3 separate regions of the Homo sapiens genome follow, and regions 1 and 3 are each linked to region 2. Evidence: chromatin contacts called from ENCODE Hi-C or POLR2A ChIA-PET data. All regions are on one chromosome and are shown on one strand. The core of a region is the stretch at or near the end of the contact, and the rest is flanking DNA. Distances in the headings are between cores, read along the strand shown. Region 1 holds the start of POLR2F-AS1 (POLR2F antisense RNA 1). Region 2 overlaps MICALL1 (MICAL like 1). Region 3 has its middle 11 kb from the start of MIR4534.

What was found. Hi-C counts contacts between places; a loop is a spot of excess contacts on that map. ChIA-PET counts read pairs that join two places held with the same protein, here RNA polymerase II (POLR2A). Pooled maps may share reads with other maps.
Region 1: a pooled map shows a loop between it and region 2 (2.2-fold over the local background). The contact joins the promoter of POLR2F-AS1 here to the enhancer-like site in region 2. A Hi-C loop is called at or near these places in 1 of 50 pooled maps. POLR2A ChIA-PET finds 5 or more read pairs at or near these places in 3 of 52 experiments (Caco-2, HEK293T and activated CD8-positive, alpha-beta memory T cell).
Region 3: a pooled map shows a loop between it and region 2 (2.2-fold over the local background). The contact joins two enhancer-like sites. A Hi-C loop is called at or near these places in 1 of 50 pooled maps. POLR2A ChIA-PET finds 5 or more read pairs at or near these places in 4 of 52 experiments (AG04450, H1, HEK293T and 1 more).

Annotation. Positions count from the first base shown.
Region 1 is chr22:38,031,991-38,036,181 of GRCh38, forward strand. POLR2F-AS1 (POLR2F antisense RNA 1) reads right to left here and starts at 2,238. Exons shown (of 2, transcript NR_199596.1): 1 at 2,175-2,238; 2 at 182-1,165. It also overlaps a transcript of POLR2F not described here. RefSeq lists enhancers at 1-231, 1,243-2,518, 2,814-2,903.
Region 2 is chr22:37,931,534-37,936,178 of GRCh38, forward strand. MICALL1 (MICAL like 1) reads left to right here. Exons shown (of 16, transcript NM_033386.4): 10 at 266-400; 11 at 1,020-1,146; 12 at 1,265-1,355; 13 at 1,506-1,579. Among named protein-coding and RNA genes, the nearest start is that of C22orf23, 20 kb to the right of the region's middle. RefSeq lists enhancers at 1,499-2,301, 2,302-3,103. Within about 2 kb of position 2,523, at least 23 of the 41 ENCODE cell types and tissues checked have a DNase peak (open chromatin) inside an H3K27ac peak, as active enhancers do.
Region 3 is chr22:37,997,317-38,001,393 of GRCh38, forward strand. It overlaps a transcript of POLR2F not described here. Among named protein-coding and RNA genes, the nearest start is that of MIR4534, 11 kb to the left of the region's middle. RefSeq lists an enhancer at 1,022-1,876 and a silencer at 1,266-1,560. Within about 2 kb of position 2,720, at least 8 of the 41 ENCODE cell types and tissues checked have a DNase peak (open chromatin) inside an H3K27ac peak, as active enhancers do.

The DNA.
Region 1 (4,191 bases), core at 988-3,487, 100 kb after region 2:
CTTTTTTTTCTTTTACTTTTTTTTTGAGACAGGGTCTTGCTCCGTGGCCCAGGTTGGAGTACAATGGCGCGATCTTGGCTCACTGCAGCCTCAACCTCCTGGGCTTAAGTGATCCTCCCACTTCAGCCTTCCAAATAGCTGGAAGCCTAGGCACAAGCCACCACACCCAGCTAATTTTTAATTTTTTTGTAGAGACAGGGTCTCACTCTGTTGCCCAGGCTGGTCTTGAACTCCTGATCTCAAGCAATTCTCTCACCTTGGCCTCCCAAAGTGCCAGGGTTACAGATGTGAACCACTGCACCACACCTGGCCTGCTTTTATCCATTTTCTAACTGGCCAGTGTCCTCTCACCTTCCACCACAGCCATCTTCCCAGGAGAGCTCTGGAGTTCCACTGTTACGGTCCTCCCAAAAATGCACAGCGGGTATCTGACAGGGGAAACTGCTTCACACCCATCACCTGCCCCTGAATCCATCAGTCAGGAGCCGAGCTGCTGCCTCGAGGCTGAGTGTGCCCAGGAGAGACCGGGGTCTCTGCCCACAGTCAGGCACATAGTCCACTGAGCTCTGCTATTCCTTAGGCCCAACACTGGGCATGGGGCAGGGAAACCAGGATGCTTGAGGCATAGGCCCTGTCCACACCCTGATTGGGGACATGGATGGATGATGCCACACTGACACAGTGTGCTGTAGGAACCAACGTGGGGTGGCGGACGCCCCTCATGCTGCCTGGAATCAGGACGTGTCACAGAGGACAGACAGTCGAGCTGGGTCTTGAGGAATGAGCAGGAGTTCTGCGGAGAGGGTGCTTCAGCAAGGAAGCTGCCTGGATGCGCAGTTATGAAGGCCTGCAGGGGCAGGAGGGGTGGCCACGGTGGGAGGTGGGGAGGCCAAGCTGAGAAGGGCTCCGTGGGCCACTGGTGAGCTGCCTCTGGAATCCCTTACTGCCGTCCATAATTCATGTCCCCCACACGGAGCATGACATAATTCATGTCCCCCACATGGAGCATGACATAATTCATGACCTCCCAACCTGTGACGCAACACCTCCTTGTAAACATCAAAGCAGCCATCTGTGAGCCATCTTTGAGCCCAGGAGGTTGAGGCTGCAGTGAGTTGTGATCATGATACCGCACTCCAGCCTGGGCCCCAGAGTGAGACCCTGTCTTAAAAAAAAAAGAAAGAAAAAAGAAAATTAAAAAAAAAAGGAAGTGGACAAAATCTTGAGATTTTGCACAGAGCTGTCCTCCCTAGTTGCCCTGTCTTTCTTCGCCAGCCTTTTCAGGTGGACGGGGCATGGCTTATCTCTCCCATTTTACAGATGAGGACTCTTGAGACCTACAGAGAGAAAGCGCTTGTCCAGGGCGGCCTGCTAGGCTCTGGTAGAGCCAGGGCTGGAATTTCCCTGGCCCCAGATCCCAGAGTCTAGAGGTTGCAGCGGGGTTCAAGCCTGGTTACCCAGTCCCTCTGGGGTAGGGCTGGTTCTGTAGGACCAGATGGGGCGACAGACAGGCCCAGCTGCTGGGAACTCCAGGACCAATCACCAGTGCCCACAGAGCCTCGCCAAGGCAAGCCCTGCTGGGCTGGCACAGCCTCTGAGGCCAAGCCTGCTCCCCCAGTGCAGTGGGGGTTGGGGGATGGGATCTGGCCCCGGCGGAGCGGGAGGGACTGGGTGGCGGATTTGTGTTTCCACTTGATTTCCTCAGTTGTTTTCCAAGAGCGGTGGCAGGATCCTGAGGGGAGGGGTGGATGTGGGGAAGCCACCGGAAGGCGCCACGGCCCCGCTGCCTGCCCCCCATGTGACTCCACTGACTGACGACAGTGCCCGTGGAAGGGCCTCGAGGCTTCTGTCCTGTGCTCGCTGGGAGAGGGTGTGACGTGGACGAGGGCACTGGGCGACTCCTCATGACCCATGCTGACTCTAAGTTTGCTGCTCACTTGGGGCCCCAACCCCTTTGATTCTGGGAGTCAAGAGAGGTTGTGACCGCCGCTGACCCCTATTCCCTGCACCATCCCAGGGGTCAAGTGGCTGGGGCCGAACCCGGACAGGGCAGGAGTGCCCCAAAACCTAGGGCTTGGCATGGCCCCTTGGTGTCCTCCCGACTCCCCTTGTCAGCTCCTTCCGCCTCCCCTTCTGCTTCCTCTACTCCCACCGTTTCAGCCTTGCTGCCTCACCACCACCATCTGTCCCCCAGCTCCTTGGGCCTGTCCACGCTGCTCCTCATCCCCACTAGTTGTCTTTTCCGCCTTCCAGGGCTGCACTGGGCTCTCACTGGGCCTCGGGCCACAGCCTCTTCCCTTCCATGCACCCCTGCGTCCCAGGCCTGGCAGCTTCCCCAGGCCTGTCACAGAGGAGTGGGGTCAGCCACTCCTGGCTTCAGAATCTGCTCGGCCACTTCCTGGCCACGTGGCGGCAGGCAGGTCCCAACCCTTCTCTGGGCTCCAGCTTCCTCCTCCAAGAAGCGGGGGAGGGGATAATGCAAAACCAGCGACCTCCTGCACCAGCTCTAAGGAGACCGAAGTGCCCAGCATGGGGCGGGGTGCGGAGGCAGCCAAGAGCTCAAAGGAGAGCCAGGCCACTTGGAGTTGAAATCCCAGCGCTGACACCAGCCGTGCAGCCCTGGACCCCTCTCTGAGCCTCAATGTCCCCCTCTGTAAAATGGGGATAATAATAGCAGCTTCCCCTTGGGACAGAATGAACTAATCCCAGGGGAGACCTGTCAGCCTGGGCTTTCTGGAGGGGGTTGTGCCTGCGCAGCTCGGAACAATGAGTCAGAAGCAGCCAGCAGAGACACAGAGCGCACTGGAGGTGGGGGCAGGGCTTGAGCAGAGGCCAGAGGAGAAACCAGTTGGGAGCTTTCGGCCCAGGGCTGGGAGTGGTGGGAGGTGAGACCTGGGGCCGTGGCCTAGGACGAGCTGGGGCTTTCCAGGATCCCACCCCAGCCTCCCCACCCCACCTTGCTAGCCAGGGGGCTGACATCCCTCCCCACTCCCCAAGCAGATTCCCTTGTGCTGGTCCTTCCACCTAAGCTCTCCCCACACCTCTTGGCCTCTGCAAATCCTGCCCATCCCTCCATAACACACATAGTGTAGGTCTTGCTTCTTCCAGGAAGCCTTCCCTGCTCTCTGCCATAGCCATCTCTCTCTCTCCCCCTGTGTGTGTCTCTCTCTCTCGGTCTCACACCCTTCTGTGGCATCGCCTGTGGCACAAACTCACCATGGTGGGTTATTCTGTAAATGGTGCACATCTGGAGCCCATTAACTGTTAACAACAGGCGCCTCCGAGGCCTTTACATCCAGTGTGGTGTGTGCATACCCCTCACCTTGCCTGATTCTCAGCACCATCCTATGGGACGAGAGGGATAAGCCCATTTGACAGATGAGGATGCTGAGGCCTAACAGGCCAAGGGGCTGCTGCCCAACGGTCTAGAGCAAGTCAGTGGGGCAAGTGGGAATCAGGGGTCGCTCTCTTCCCTTCCCAGGGCAGGGGGCCTGGCAGGAGCACGTTTCTTTTCTGTTCATTTGCAATCCCTCGGTCTATCCTGCTCGTGTCCTCGGGGCCATGCAGCCTCCCTCTCCTGCCCACCGGCCTCTCTGCCATCTGAAACCTCCTGCTACTATCACCACTTTCTGCATGACTGCCCCACCTCACTCTCCAGGTGCTGCCTGACACCCGCAGGCACTTCATATGCATCTGCTTCATAACCATGGCTGAACTGAGGCACCCGCCGGGCCACTGGGAACAGCAGAAGAGGAGGGGAAGCCCTGGCGGGAGCGGGTGGGAGGTGCTGCCCCTTCCCAGCTGGGTGACCATGAGTTGCAGCCTCACGTCTCAGAGCCCCCTTCCTGCCCCCAAAGGGCAAGCTGCCTTCTTTTGATGAACCCACAAAGCTCCAGGGTGGGTGTGGTTTTACTGATGAGGAAACTGAGGCCCTGGGAGGCCAGGAACCAGCCTGAGGTCAGAGGTGAGGCACTGAGCCCCTGCTTTTCTTTTTTTTTTTTTTGAGACAGAGTCTCGATCTGTTGCGCAGGCTGGAGTGCAGTGGCAGGATCTTGGCTCAATGCAACCTCCGCCTCCCGGGTTCAAGCAATTCTCCTGCCTCAGCCTCCCAAGTAGCTGGGATTACAGGCGTCTGCCACTGCACCTGGCTAAGTTTTTGTATTTTTAGTAGAGACGGGGTTTTGCCATGTT
Region 2 (4,645 bases), core at 1,273-3,772:
GTGACAGAATGAGACTGTCTCCAAAAAGTGTAAAAAGTATCCAGTGCAGTAACTGACACACGGGAAGAGCTCTGGAAAAGGAAATGGAAATGTTTATTGAATGACTGAGTGCATCAGAGACGGAATTCAAGGAGACTGTCTCTTTGCCTGGGTCCTGCTGGCCCTGGAGTGCTGGCCTGCTTTCCATGTTCCCAAATATGAGGCTGCTGGGGTCTCACGTGCCCTCTTCCCAGGCTCACCCTCTGTCATGTCTCCTTCCCTTTAGTCCTCCTGCAAGGAGAATCCTTTTAACCGGAAGCCATCACCTGCAGCGTCCCCAGCCACAAAGAAGGCCACCAAGGGATCCAAGCCAGTGAGGCCACCTGCCCCTGGACACGGCTTTCCACTCATCAAACGCAAGGTACCAGCTGGGAGCCCCCCGAGACCAGGCTGGCCTGGGCTGGCAACCCCCACTCTGCAGCTGCAGTCTTCCCCTGGGACTCTAAGGAGGCTGGCTGGCTAGGCAGTGGGCCTCAGATGCTCAAGAGAGCACTCTTGGCGGCCCAACTGGAAGGTCTAGCTTGCAGCCTGGAGGGATTTGGAGCAGATCAGCCCTTCACCACCAAAAGCAGTGGGTGGTGCATTTAATTTGTTACTAACAAGTTCAAGTATCAAGCACTCATGATAACACTGCTACTTAAGCTGATTAGAGTGTTCTCAAGTTTATCTCTGTAATAAGGTCACTCTCACTGACATTGTGATACCCTTTCTGGAGTGGCAGAGAGGAGGCGTTTCCGTGAAGGGCAGGGAGTCATGCCACCTTCTGGAGTGTCTGTTGGTGCTGGGACCAGTGGCATGCAGGGTTGTGGCTGTCCCCACACTGGCCCCTTCCCCACTGGGACCCTGCCTTCTTACCATGCTGGGGTGGGGGACAGGGCCCGGGCCCTGGAGCCACCAGTGGCCAATGCTGGCCAGAGAAGAGGGCAAGGCTCCTGGCAGCAACCAGGCAGGCCGTCAGGTGACCAGGCACTGTTGGGCAGGTCCAGGCTGACCAGTACATCCCTGAGGAGGACATCCATGGAGAGATGGATACCATTGAGCGCCGGCTGGATGCCCTGGAGCACCGTGGGGTGCTGCTGGAGGAGAAGCTGCGTGGCGGCCTGAATGGTGCGGGAGCGGCTGGGAGGGCCTGCTGGGTGGGGCTGGGGGCAGGAGCCTCTATTCCCCGGGGAACTGAGCCAGGCATGGCAGCCAGCCCTGGCCTCAGTGGGTATCTGGCTTCCAGAGGGCCGTGAGGATGACATGCTGGTGGACTGGTTCAAGCTCATCCACGAGAAGCACCTACTGGTGCGGCGAGAGTCCGAGCTCATCTATGTGTGAGTCCCCCCGCCTGGGGCATCCCTCCCTGGAATCCGTAGAGCTTAGAATGGAGAACCCTTACCCTCTTCCCTCATCAGTAACAGCGCAGGGCAGGGCAGCCGGGGCTCGGGCAGAATTGTTAAGAGTCACCTTATTCCCACCCCTAGCTTCAAGCAGCAGAACCTGGAGCAGCGCCAGGCTGATGTCGAGTATGAGCTCCGGTGCCTCCTCAATAAGCCAGGTGAGTGCAGCCACTGGCACTCCCCTGGCACCTGCCCTGGGGCCTGGTGACACGGAGGAGTGGGGGAGCGGGCAGACAAAACCCCAGTAGGATGCACAGGCAGACTGGGGACAGGGCCAGAGGAGGAGGTGCGGGGCAGGGCTGTCTGGGTCACCCCCAAGGATGGGAGAGACTGTAACAGGCAGTAAGCTGGCTGGGGCTGTGGTAGGAGAAGGAACCGCACAGACAGTGTAGGGTGTGGACGTCCGAGGGACCAGGGATGACAGGCTCTCAGTGAATGAAGATCAGGCCCAGGACCAGCCCAGCCTGTTTTGTGCGTGGGTCAGACTGTTCCTTCTTCTGCCACTAACTTGCTGTGTGACCTTGGGCAGGATTCTTAGCCTCACTGAGCCTCAGTGGCTTCAGGTGTAAGATGGGAATGAAGGTCCCCACGTCCTCGGGTGTTCTTGGGACCAGGAGACAGTGGACGTGGACTCTGTACCCTCTGAAGGGCTGATGGCTGATGGTTACCATGTGGCCGAGTTGGGGTTTGGTGAGGAGGGCTCCTCACACGCCCTGTGACCGTGGAATGCAGTGAACCGCAGCTGCAGGCAGAGACCCCAGGACTATGGAGATTCCAGAGTTGGGAGCCAAAGCTTTTGACCACTTTCTTATGGCTCAGGCATGGTGCCAGCCCTGGGCAAGGGCCATCTTGACAGATGGGAAGTGGAGGGCCAGAGAGGTCAAGGGACTTGGCTGTTGGTGACGGGGCTGGGCTTCCATCCATGTCTCTGATCTGGGGCTGTCCCTGCACACACAGCCCCTCCAGACTGTGGGGATGGTGGCAGGGGAACTGTCTACTGACTGGGGAATTTGGGAGGCTGGAGTGTCCCAGGGGAAGCCACAGAATGTCCCAGGCTTCCACTGCCTTGTGTGAGTCACTCCCAACTCTGCAGGAGGCTGGGGCGTGGCCACCACTCAGAGCCACAGCGGCGCCCTGTGGCCAGAGCGGGCACGGCTCCTCTGCCTCCCTGGCTAGCCCGGCCCCAGGGCTTACTGTGGCTTTTCCAGCCCCCGTGTGGTGGCTGTGCGTCCCGGGCTTGTCAGCCTGTCCCGGATGTTGCTTTTGGAAGGTGAAGCTGGTGTATGAGGCTCCGAGTACAGTACACCATGAGGGCCATTGCTTGGGGGCATCAGGCTGCCAGGTTCAAATACCAGCTCCACCTTCACTGTGTGACACTGGTCAAAGATTTCATGTCCCTGAGTCTCAGTTTCCCCACGTGTAGACTGGGGACATAACTTACCCAGGCCCCAGATATGGAAAATGGCAAAGTGGGATTCAAACTTGGGTGGTGATTTGGAGGCCCTGCTCTGTCCCCAGAACCAGGTTGGGCCACCTGCTCCTCAATTTTGGCAAGGTGAGGCCATAGGGGAAAGGGGCAGTGGCTGAGGGGGCTTCAGGATATTTATTTATTTATTTTGGGGGGGGGTATTTATTTATTTATTATTATTATTTTTTTTTTGAGACAGAGTCTCACTCTGTCGCCCAGGCTGGAGTGCAGTGGCGCGATCTCGGCTCACTGCAAGCTCTGCCTCCCGGGTTCACGCCATTTTCCTGCCTGAGCCTCCCAAGTAACTGGGACTACAGGCGCCTGCCACCACGCCCGGCTAATTTTTTGTGTTTTTAGTAGAGACCAGGTTTCACCATGTTAGCCAGGATGGTCTCGATCTCCTGACCTTGTGATCCACCCACCTTAGCCTCCCAAAGTGCTGGGATTACAGGCATGAGCCACTGCGCCTGGCTCTATTTATTTATTTATTTTATTTTATTTATTTATTTATTTTTATTTTATTTTTTGAGATGGAGTCTCACTCTGTTGCCCAGGCTGGAGGGCAGTGGCACAATCTCGGCTCACTGCAAGCTCCGCCTCCCCAGGTTGACACCATTCTCCTGCCTCAGCCTCCCTAGTAGCTGGGACTACAGGCACCTGCCACCCCGCCCGGCTAATTGTTTGTATTTTTAGTAGAGACGGGGTTTCACCATGTTAGCCAGGATGGTCTCGATCTCCTGACCTCGTGATCCACCCGCCTCCGCCTCCCAAAGTGCTAGGATTACAGGCGTGAGCCACCGCGCCAAGCCCTGGCCCTATTTGTTATTATTATTATTTTATTTTATTTTATTTTTTTGAGTCAGAGTCTCGCTCTGTCGCCTAGGCTGGAGTGCAGTGGCACGATCTTGGCTTACTGCACGCTCCGCCTCCTGGGTTTACGCCATTCTCCTGCCTCAGCCTCCCGTGTAGCTGGGACTACAGGCGCCCGCCACCACACCCGGCTAATTTTTGTATTTTTAGTAGAGACAAGGTTTCATCGTGTTAGCCAGGATGGTCTTGATCTCCTGACCTCGTGATCCGCCCACCTCGGCCTCCCAAAGTGCTGGGATTACAGGCGTGAGCCACCGCACCCGGCCTATTATTTTTTTGAGATGGAGTGTCACTGTGACATCCAGGCTGAAGTGCAATGGCGTGAACTCAGCTCACTGCAACCTCCGCCTCCCAGGTTCAAGCGATTTTCCTGCCTCAGCCTCCCCAGTAGCTGGGATTACAGGCGCCCACCACCACGCTTGGCTAAGGATATTTACTTTTTTTTTTTTTTTTTTGAGACAGAGTCTCACTCTGTTGCCCAGGCTGGAGTGCAGTGGCGTGATCTGAGCTCACTGCAACCTCCACCTCCCAGGTTCAAGCAATTCTCCTGCCTCAGCCTCCCTAGTAGCTGGGATTTCAGGTGTGTGCCACCACACCCCGCTAATTTTTGTATTTTTAGTAGAGACGAGGTTTCACCATTTGGCCAGGCTGGTCTCGAACTCCTGACCTCTGGTGATCCACCTGCCTCGGCCTCCCAAAGTGCTGGGATTACAGGAGTGAGCCACCGGGCCCGGCCTAGGATATTTATTTGAAGCCAGGGAAGCCTGTGGCGGTAGATGTTGTGGAGGGAAGGCCAAGTGTGGGCACTCATCCCTGGAGCCTGCAGGCTGGGGGAGGGGGAAATACTAGGGCCCCAGTGGGCCCCTGGGGGTGGTCCTGTGGGTTG
Region 3 (4,077 bases), core at 1,470-3,969, 66 kb after region 2:
CTCTCTCTGGGAAGCTTTTTAATTTTGACCCCACATCCCACAGTTGGTCGCTCCTGCCTCTTGGTGTCCTTCTTGTCCTGGCCCTCCTGCCCTGGCTCCCTGTCTCTCTCCAGCCCTGTCTCTGTCTCTCCCTGTTTTTCTCTCCCTGATGCGTTCTCTCTGTCCCTCCCTCCATGAATTTCTCTGTCTCTGTCCTGTGCCACCTCTCATCTGCCCTGCCTCTGTAAATGTGGGGAGGACCCTGGGAAAATGACAGAGATGGGGAGAGCTGACAAGTTAGAGAAGCCAAGGCTTGTGGCAACCTGCAGTCTTCCCCACCTGGCTCCAGCCTACCTTCCCCAGGACACCCGGCTCTGTCCCCTGCATGCCCTGGGTCACCCTGCCCCTCCCTCGTGCCTGTGCCCAGCTCCGCATCTCCCTCTTCCCATTTCCAGCTTCCCTGAGACTGCCCCGGGGCCCTTTCTCTGGCTGTCCCAGGGACCTCACCTCCTGTGAGCCCACAGCTCACCGTCTGTCGAGGGGGGACAGGCAGGAGGTAAGGATGCGTCCGAGCCTCCCTAGGACACGACCCTCACAGAGTCATGGACCGCAGGATTTGTACCATCTCCTGGCGCGAGAGCCAGGGTTGCCCAGATTGATGGAAGAGCAGGTGTTTGTGTCCCCTTCCGGTGAGAGCTTTCCAGCGCCCAGAGAGCCAAGACGGCTTGTGGAATTGGGGAAGAGGCAGGGAGAGGGTGGGAAGTGGGAGTGGAGGGGTATGTTCTTCCCCTCCCGGGGCCTCAGTTTCTCCTCACAAGCTCTTCCCTCTCTCTCATTGTCTAAGCCTTTCCTTCCCGCCTCTGGTCGATTGGGGGTGGGGCAGGGGCAGGGAATGAGGGGATGTTGGGCTTTTACTCAACGGAGCAATTTATCCTGTGATCAAAAGAGGCCATGGCCGCCTCATCTCTCCTCAGAGACCTGCCCTGACAGGTGGTGTCCTGCCTCCAGTCCGTGTTAACTCCCTCAAGGCCAGGGCCGGGCCGAGGGTCTGAGCCTTCCACCTGCCCCTTGAAGGGGCCTCCCTGGGGTCCAGAGACATCAGGCTGGCCCTGGGGAGGCTGTGGACCCTGGGCCTCACACTTACATCTGGACAGGCCTTCTGACTTCCAGGGCCTGGTGAGAACCTCAGGTGAGGAGTTGCTGTCAGGCTCCCTGGGCAGGTTGGGGTGGTCCTGCTGTCCCACCCTGGGGACTTTATTCCAGGGGCTGTGGGCTGGAAGGAGCCCCTGTTCCTTCCAGACTCCCTCTCTGCACCCTCCCTACTGCTGGCCCTGTGGCCCTGGGCGTGGGATGTGCAGAGGACCGGCCAGGAGAAGGGTTAAGTCAGGGACTCTTGGGATGGCTTTGGCCACGGCCATTCCTCCGAGAGAAGAGAACAAGGGGCCCATTCTGTGTGTGGGAATTAATAGCAAAGAGTCATCTGGGGTGTCACTCAAGCACTGATCGACTCCCAGAGGAATGTGAGAGGGAGAGAGAGAGGGAGAGGAGAGGAGAGGAGAGGAGAGGAGAGGTGTGGTGGGGGCTGAGACGGAGATGTCAAAGGCAGGGCATTAGGGTCTGGCTGGTACAGGAGCCCGCCCTGGTAGGAGGACCCGCCGCCCCAAGATGGGTCCTGCTTTTCACCACAGATGCGCCCCCGTCCCTACACAAGATGAAGACCCCCTCCTGTCATTCCCTCACCCAGGGCCTCCCCCTTCTGTCTTCCCTCATTCCCAGACGGCCGTACCCTCTACCCCGAGGTGGGCCTGCTGGGCAGCTGGCCCTGAGTTCCTGGGCTCTCCCAGTCTGCCCCCATCTTTGCTGAGAGATCCAGGTGCTCCTTGTGGGAAATGCCCTGGGGATGGTGCTGTGGAGTGCCAGCCTGGGGTCCTGAGTTGTACCCTCTGTCCCAGGATCCAGGAGCCCCACTTGCCTGGCTCCAGGCCCAGTTCAGACACATTTCTACCGGGTGGCTGCAGGCACCTTTGGCCGCCTGCGTGTGGGGATGCTGGAGCTTGTCGGCCATCACAGGGGGCTCAGCCTTCCTCGTCAGCTCAGGCCCCTGTGGCAGCCTCAGCCTGGCCTGTGGTCACTGAGGACCAGCAGGTCTCCTGACATCCGAATGTCATACCCTAAGGAAGGCCTTGGCGAGGCTCCAGGAGGCCTAGGAGGGTGTGGTGCTCTCCTGCTCCAGTTGTGGGGCTGAGTCAGAATCCTCCCAGGTCATCTGCACCTGGGCGTCCTGACACCCCTTCCCCTCCCCAGGGCCTCAGGCTGGCCACCGAGCCGAAATGAGCCTAGACTCTGTGGGACGCAGAGGCAGTGGGGTGCGGAGGATGAGGGCTTTGGGGCAGTCAGAGCAGGGTGCCCCACTCCTTGGCCCTGTGACCTGGGCAGAGCTCCTTTGTCTCTCTGAGCCCCGGGGTTTCCTCTTGAAAATGGGTCATGTCATAACTGGCAGGTTCAGAGGTAAGAGAAGGTAACAGGTGTCAAGTGCCCGACACAATAGCCAACCACTGTGTGTTGTTATTTTTATTGTGATGATTATTGTTATTGGAGGGCTGGGCAGCCTCCACTACCCTTGGGCTGGAAGGCACACTGTGCACACCATTTGACTGCCTGGATCTGCACCTGGCAGCCTGTGCCCGCTAGGCGAATCGCAGGGATCCCAGCACTGTTCCTCCTCAGCTGTGGTTTTGGCGAGGGTGAGCTTATTGGCCCCCAGACCTCCTGTGTGCCAGCGTCATTTCCATATCTGGTGACTCATCCTGCTGGTCCTGCCGGAACATGATGCCTCCCCTGACGGCATGGTGCAGGCACAGTGTGTGCAGCCACTGGCCTCGGTTCCTCCCCTGGGAGTTGGCCACCTGCGCCCCCACGGTAGACTCTGGCATGCTAAAGCCTGAAGGGAGCTTAGCGGTTGTCCAGCCGGACCTTCTTATTGTACTGACAGGGAGCTGAGGTCTAGAAAAGAGAGGGCCTTTCTGGGGCACTGTGGAGTAAACAGAGTTGGCAGGCTCTTCTACATTGGGCTAGGAGTCTGGACTCCTGGGTTCTTGCCCAAACTTGGATGCTAGGGGCCAAGTGGGCTGGGAAAATTCCTTACTTATAGCTGGGGTGGGGAGAGGACACACGGAGAAAGAAGGTGGAGCCTTTTGCAAACTAAAGTGCTTTCCAAATATGGGGGGTTATCAGGAGGGTGGCTTTGGGCCCCTCGAGATGGTGCTGACCCTGTGTTCCTCTGCAGTCTGTGCAGGGCACTAGGGTGGTTGGTGTCACCAGCCCAGGGGCTGCTGGACACAGGCCCCACCCAGAGGAATAAGCCAACACCATTGAGGAGGGGCAGCCCAGGGCTCCCTGCCTGGCTTTGGAGGTGTAAGGTGTTTGAAATAACATTCTCCAACATGCTCAAAGTGAAACCAGCTTCCTTTGGGAACATATGGAGACCACAGGCACTTCACAGGGGCTGATGAGGACCCACCAACTCTGCTGTGGGCTCTGTCCCTGCCCTCGGAGCTCATAGCCTGGTGACCTTGGCATTCATTATTTTCATTCCAGTTCTCAGCACAGCGCTTGGCACATAGTAGGAACTCAGGAAGTGTTTATGGGATGGAATGGGGTGATGATGTTGAGGCAAGATGAAGGGTATGAACGGAGATGACATCTGCGTCTTGCCTGGAAGCAGAGGGTAGGAAAAGGAGCAAGTAAGGAGTGGCGGCTGGCATGGGTGCAGCACCACTGAGAGGAGGGGTTGAGAGAGGTTAGAGAAGGACTAGAGTCAACACTCCTGAGAGCCCTTCTTTGCCCTGTGGCCTCTTACTTGCAAGCTAGTTCCCCTCTCTCAGCCTCAGTTTCCTAATCTGTAAAACAGGGATAATAGAATTTATTCATGAGTTGTTGCAAGGCTCAAGAACGGTAACACATGGGCCATGGCAGGCTCTCGACCGTGCCTGCTGGACACCCAGTGTGTTGTGAACAGAGATCTTTAGAGAGAACAGATAAAAATTACAGAAGTATCTTATAGAGACACAGTTGACAGATACAGAAATAATGTGAGTT